Linked DNA regions of Homo sapiens: region 2 is linked to region 1. Evidence: chromatin loops called from intact Hi-C (ENCODE). Cell type or tissue: thyroid gland. All regions are shown on one strand. Each heading gives the region's core, and the rest is flanking DNA. Links, peaks and the distances in the headings are about the cores only.

Evidence for each region. A loop is a pair of places that touch in the nucleus more often than their neighbours do. Peaks named below come from ENCODE experiments on the same cell type or tissue, not always from the same donor. Only the 100,000 strongest peaks of a DNase experiment are listed, where the experiment ranks them.
Region 2: it touches region 1 in a loop (4-fold over the local background); 21 of 110 quality-filtered maps call a loop at or near these places.

Annotation. Positions count from the first base shown.
Region 1 is chr3:132,341,848-132,344,768 of GRCh38, forward strand. ACP3 (acid phosphatase 3) reads left to right here. Exons shown (of 10, transcript NM_001099.5): 6 at 705-797. Among named protein-coding and RNA genes, the nearest start is that of ACP3, 26 kb to the left of the region's middle. In thyroid gland, for the core only: CTCF peaks have their summits at 520 (motif pointing left) and 1,364 (motif pointing left); a DNase peak (open chromatin) is centred at 1,359; H3K27ac peaks cover 415 bases.
Region 2 is chr3:132,028,025-132,030,945 of GRCh38, forward strand. The region is part of intron 1 of CPNE4 (copine 4); the gene reads right to left. Among named protein-coding and RNA genes, the nearest start is that of CPNE4, 5.5 kb to the right of the region's middle. RefSeq lists an enhancer at 1,501-1,550. In thyroid gland, for the core only: a CTCF peak has its summit at 1,452 (motif pointing left); a DNase peak (open chromatin) is centred at 1,457.

The sequences.
Region 1 (2,921 bases), core at 125-2,624:
ATCCATCAGACAGACAATATCTTCCAAAAAGGCTTCCCAGAAATGGCTGCCAATTTCAGCAGTCAGATAGCTGAACATTGGGTCTCATTATTGCGACATTCCAAGAAACATACAGAACCTAGCGAAAGATTTGCATTCCATCCAAGTTTTATATGTATAGCCAAAGACCAAGCCCTATTTGTGTTGCATGTTCCAGGATGCTTTGGCCTGAAATATGCTTTCCTTTCTCACCTGGGACATATTTACACATGAGTTATACTTTACCCACTTCTAAAAAGAATCTGAGGCAGTACACTTCAATCCAATTCCAGCACGAACCAGGAACATGTGGCAGTCAGCCAGCATCTATCTACATTTTAAATGTAATAATAAGGAATAATCAATTCGTGTTTGTAAAATTCTTTGGAATGACATTATCGTAACCAATATTACTGGTGCATTTTTCTGTGAAGAACAGCGGTTCTCAACAGGGGCGCATTTGCCTCACAAGGAACATTTGGCAATGTCGGGAGATATTCTGGGTTATACAAGTGGGAGATTAGGAATGCTACTGGCATCTAGTGGGCAGAGGCCAGGATACTGTGAAACATCCTATAATGCACAGGAGAGCTCCCTACAACAAACAATTGTCTGGCCCAAAATATCAATAATGCTGAAGCTGAGAAACCTGTGTAGGAATTTTTCTTTCTCTGTTTGTGTTTCAGGATTTTATAGCTACCTTGGGAAAACTTTCAGGATTACATGGCCAGGACCTTTTTGGAATTTGGAGTAAAGTCTACGACCCTTTATATTGTGAGGTAAAAGAAAAAAAAATCACAGGTTAACTTGCAATCTGATTTTATGATTTATGCTTATTTTGAAATAGATGAATATCTTTTCTTTCACTTCTTTATGAATGTATTACTTATACTTCTTTTGACATTGAAACGTAATTCACAACTTCCTTATATTAACTTGAAAATGCTGACTTCTCTTTTCTCTCTATTATTATTTATGTTTTCACCCTTTAGAAAATTACAAGCAAAATTGCTTTTCTTCTATGAGTTTCCACTTTAGTTTTTTCCCCCCTTGGATTCAGTAGGAGCTTATTTATTTTGCAGCCACTCAAAAATGCTGGGTTCCTGTCCTTGGTCTTAATGAAAAAACAATGTTGTTATAAAGAAAGAGGGGAAAATTACCTGATTTCCGAATGTAGAAATAAACAAGCAAAATATAAGCCAGGCTATTTATATTTGCTTAACAAGAAAGAACTTCTTTCTTGCTTTGCGATGCATTTGAAATACCGTTTGTGGCCAGATAAATTACGATTGCTTTTCAAGGTTACATGGTGTTTCTCACTCACCATGCTCCACCTTCTGGCCAAAAGGAGTACTCTCTGTTCCTGTTTTCCCAACTAGCTCACTAAATATGGGGCAAGATTCTGACCACCCACCTAATTCATATTGACTTCTAACTTTGAGGTCATCGTGAGAGTCTGGGGGGCAGCAATTACTTCCGTAGTTCTATCTTAATAACAGATGACACAGTTTGCCTCCATCCATCCTAAAGTTAATTGACCCAATCACATGCTACTTTCCCAGTATTTTCACTTAATCATCAGCAACTATTTCAGTGAAAATTCATTAGCATTGTAAAAGACTCTTCAGTGAAAACAAGAGCCCCCATTTTTGTTCCAGTCATAATTTTTTTTTCTTCCTTACTACAGTTTGATCTGAGCTATTCCAAAATGTGGTCATGTCATGTGATATTTTTTCCAAATCTCTCTCACTTATTTCCTCTGTAGGTCACTCCACTTTGGTCTCCTCTTTCACGAACTCACTTTCTCTCACTCTTAATCCTGCCTTTGAAACTGGGGGACTCCTAATCAACTCTTCCTAACGGGTAATAAATATTGGCACAAGGTCTCACCTGCCCTGCTTGTACTTAACCATTCATTTAACGCATATTTACCAAGTATCCACTGTGTGCAAGGTGCAGGCTTTCCTCAAGAGTCAGTGAACTACAGCCAGGTATGGTGGCTCCTGCCTGTAATCCCAGCACTTCTGGGAGGCTGAGATGGGAGGATCATTTGAGGCTAGAAGTTCAGGATGAGCCTGGGCAGCATAATGAGGCCCTACCTCTACAAAACACTTTTAAAAATTAGCCACGTGTGGCCAGGTGTAGTGGCTCATGCCTATAATCCCAGCACTTTGGGCTAAGGTGGGCGGATTGCCTGAGCTCAGGAGTTCGAGACCAGCCTGGCCAACATGGCGAAATTTCATCTCTACTAAAAATACAAAAATTAGGCGGGTGTGGTGGCGCATGCCTGTAATCCCAGCTACTCGGGAGGCTGAGGCAAGAGAATCGCTTGAACCCAGGAAGTGGAGGTTGCAGTGAGCTGAAATCGTGCCACTGCACTCCAGGCTGGATGACAGAGCAAGATTCTGTCTCAAAAAAAAAAAAAAAAAAAAGTGCCACGTGTGGTGGCATGCACCTATAGTCCCAACTACTCAGGAGGCTGAGGTAGGAGGATTGCTTGAGTCCTGGAGTTTGAGGTTACAGTGAGCTGTGATGGCCACTGCATTCCAGCCTTGGTGACAGAGCAAGACAATGTCTCTGAAAAAAAAAAAAGAAAAAAAAAGTCAGCAAACTAGACCTTGATGGGGGTAGGGGAGAATATATTACTGAAGGCTCCAGAAATATATTGCCTTTCCTAACTGGCCTCTCAGGCAGCCCATTCAGCTTTTAAGGAAATATCATTTAACTCTGTCAGGTTCATAGAAAGATTTCTAACCCTTTCATAAAGGAATGAGGTATTATTTCCCTACTGCACCCTTACTCTGCAAAATATGAGCCACCCACTGATCCAGAGTTAAACCAAAAGCTATGGACTGGGTAGGAATGGGTAAATTCATTTATATAAGCTTTTCTTCTGAAAGTCA
Region 2 (2,921 bases), core at 252-2,751, 310 kb before region 1:
ATGAATTAAGTCAATGATTTAGGCATTTACTTCATGATATTGATGAAATTACTACATACAGGGCATGGTGCAAGTTGATTAGATTTTAGAATCTCTATTAGCGCTGTTAAGAATACATACAAACCAAAGTGCCTGCTGAATGAGATGCCACCCCCTCCACTTCTCCCTCAAAATTACCTTCTGTCCACCTGTTTCCTTGAAATACAGGGAGAGGAAAAACACCTTAGTATAACAGGACTTGTAAAGGACCACTTCCCAGGTCCTTTGAGACAAACCAAATATCTCCTTCTTTATCTCTTACCTAGCATCATTTGTTCATCTTTCTCCTCACACTTAACAGCACAATTTCAATGTTTCTTTTCACCAGTCTGCCTGTGCCTCAAGTTTTTATGTTTATCCCCAGTGCCTAGCACAGCTTTTGACATAAATGCTGTGACCAATTATTATTCAACAGATAGATGAATGAGACCCTTCTGCTGAGGGGGAAGGGGTAAGAGATGGGGGAAGGGATAAGAGATGGGAGAAGAGGCCCATTTAAAAATAAAATGGTGATAGCAAATAACAATCACAGTGAACCTGTGTTAAGCTCCTATTGTGTGCCAAGCATTGTATATATTATTGCTAACCTTTAACAAAAAGGAAAAATGGCGAAAGTAATTTTATTTTCTCTTCTTATAGATCTGCACTGTTTCAATAGGGTAGCCACTACCCACATAGGAGCATTAAGCACTTAAAATGTGGCAAATCTGAATTAAAATGTGCTGTAAGTATAAAAATACATGCTAGATTTCAAAGATTTAGTACTAGAAAAAAAAGAATGTAAAATATCTCAATAATCTCTATATCGATTACATGATTTTTTAAAATTTTGTGTTAAGTAAAATATATTCTTAATTTTTCTTTTTTTTTTTTTTAAAGGGTGAAGTTTGGGGAGAACTCCCAAGAGAATGGGCACAGGAAGTAGCATTTATCTACGCACTAAAATGCCAGACACTTTTAAACACCTCACATTTACAACAATTACTAGCCCCATTTTCCAGATCCTAATACTCGGGTTAAGTGATTCACCCAAATGCCTGGATCTTGAAAACTGTAGCCCAAATTTAAACAAGGTATTTCCGGATTCAGAGTTCTTCTGATAACAGGCCCAAGTGTAAGGAAACAAAGGGCGATCAGACCCCAGAAAGGCCTGTCACGAGGAGTTTTGAGAGTAGTCAGACTGTCCAGCCGCGGAGCAACCTAACCAGGCACTGGAAGACACCACCAGATGCTCAGGGCAAAACCTTTTGTCCCCTCTCCGCAGCGAGGCAATCCAGGCCGGAGAGTCAGATGCACCTGAGAAAACCAATATCCCCAGGGCATATCTTGGGGTTGGGTCAAACTCCATTCCTTATCCTAGAAGCCCTGCTTATGGGTCCCGGAGGTTGACTCTGCTAGTGCTCCGGCGCCCTCTAGCGATTGTCCATTCCAATGCCAGCTCTCTCTAGTCCGTCCTTCTAGACTCACCAGCTCCTAGGGCTTGCCCTGCCGTGGACCCCTGCCAGCCTGATTTTGCTCCTCCCCTACCTCAAGGTGCAATGAATTGCCCTACACTTGGATAAGAAAGAGGTCTTCTGGTCAATAAGCCTTAAACCTGAGCTTTCTAAAGTTAATCCGAAATACTGTATTTTCCCCCTGACATTTCCAAGGAGAAATTTCTCTAGTTTCCTAAGTAATAAGAAAAACAAAGTTAGAAATACTGTGTTCTGAGCCAAAGATGTAAAAGCAACATTTAAGAAAGTTTGTTCTTTTTGAATGACGCTTTAATTTAAAACAGAATAAAGGATTCCCCTGTGTGTTCCTGGAACTGTAAACACTCATAAACTCTCTTTGTTTACTTTATTGACTCAATTGTGACATTTAAAATAGAAAGCTAAGTCTATGCATGAGCAATTTTTTACAGAACATGCACATTAACAGAGATGGCTGCAGACAATGACTTTGTACAAATTCAATCACATTTATTGGGTAAATATTGCACTGGCTCCAAGAGACAGCAATGTAATAAGTCCCAAGCCTACTCCTCCTAACACTCTAATGGAGGTGGGAGACACCCCCGCAATCATCCCTAACTCATACTTAATAAAGATCAGCAGTGCACATGGTGCCAGAGATTGGCTCCACTGCTGTAATTATCTCCAGGGAACTTGAGTTTCTTTATGAGGGGAGTAATCAGAAGGGTTGTTGAATGAGTCTCCTGATTTTGAGAAGTCACTTATTTGAGCTTTAGTTTCCACATTTGTCAAATTAAATTGCTAGAGTCAGCAGATGATCCCCAAGCTCTCTTCCAGTTCTGAGAGTCATAGAACATGCACATTAACGGAGATGGCTGCAGACAATGACTTTGTACAAATTCAATCACATTTATTGGGTAAATATTGCACTGTTGAAAGTTGCTGATCACAGTTTAGAGATGAGTCCATCACAGATCAGCTTAAATGGGCTCCCCTTCCAGCCCTATGACTAAAATAATAGGACTGGAATAAACTTTCCCAAAGAAGGCATCCTTATCACTTTCTTATTTTTGAGACTTGCCTTCCAACCCTCAATATTTACTGAGCTAAAAGCTGATGGTTCCCAAGAGGGTTTCCAAAGAATACAGCAGACAAATAAAGGACTTCCCAGGATGTGCTGATTTAGGAGAAAATATATCCAATATATCACATATATTTAGTAGTTCATACAGCAAACAGAAAGCTCCCACATAACTGCAGTTTCTAGTACAGAAAAAGAAAACCTGAAAGTATATGTAGGCACTAATATGTTTTTATTATGCAGTCACAAGTTTAGGAGATATTCACTGAGTTTAACACTAATTGAGGCCTTACTATAGACTATTTCAAATAACATAGAAAAGATGATGCATCTTACCTGACCCATTT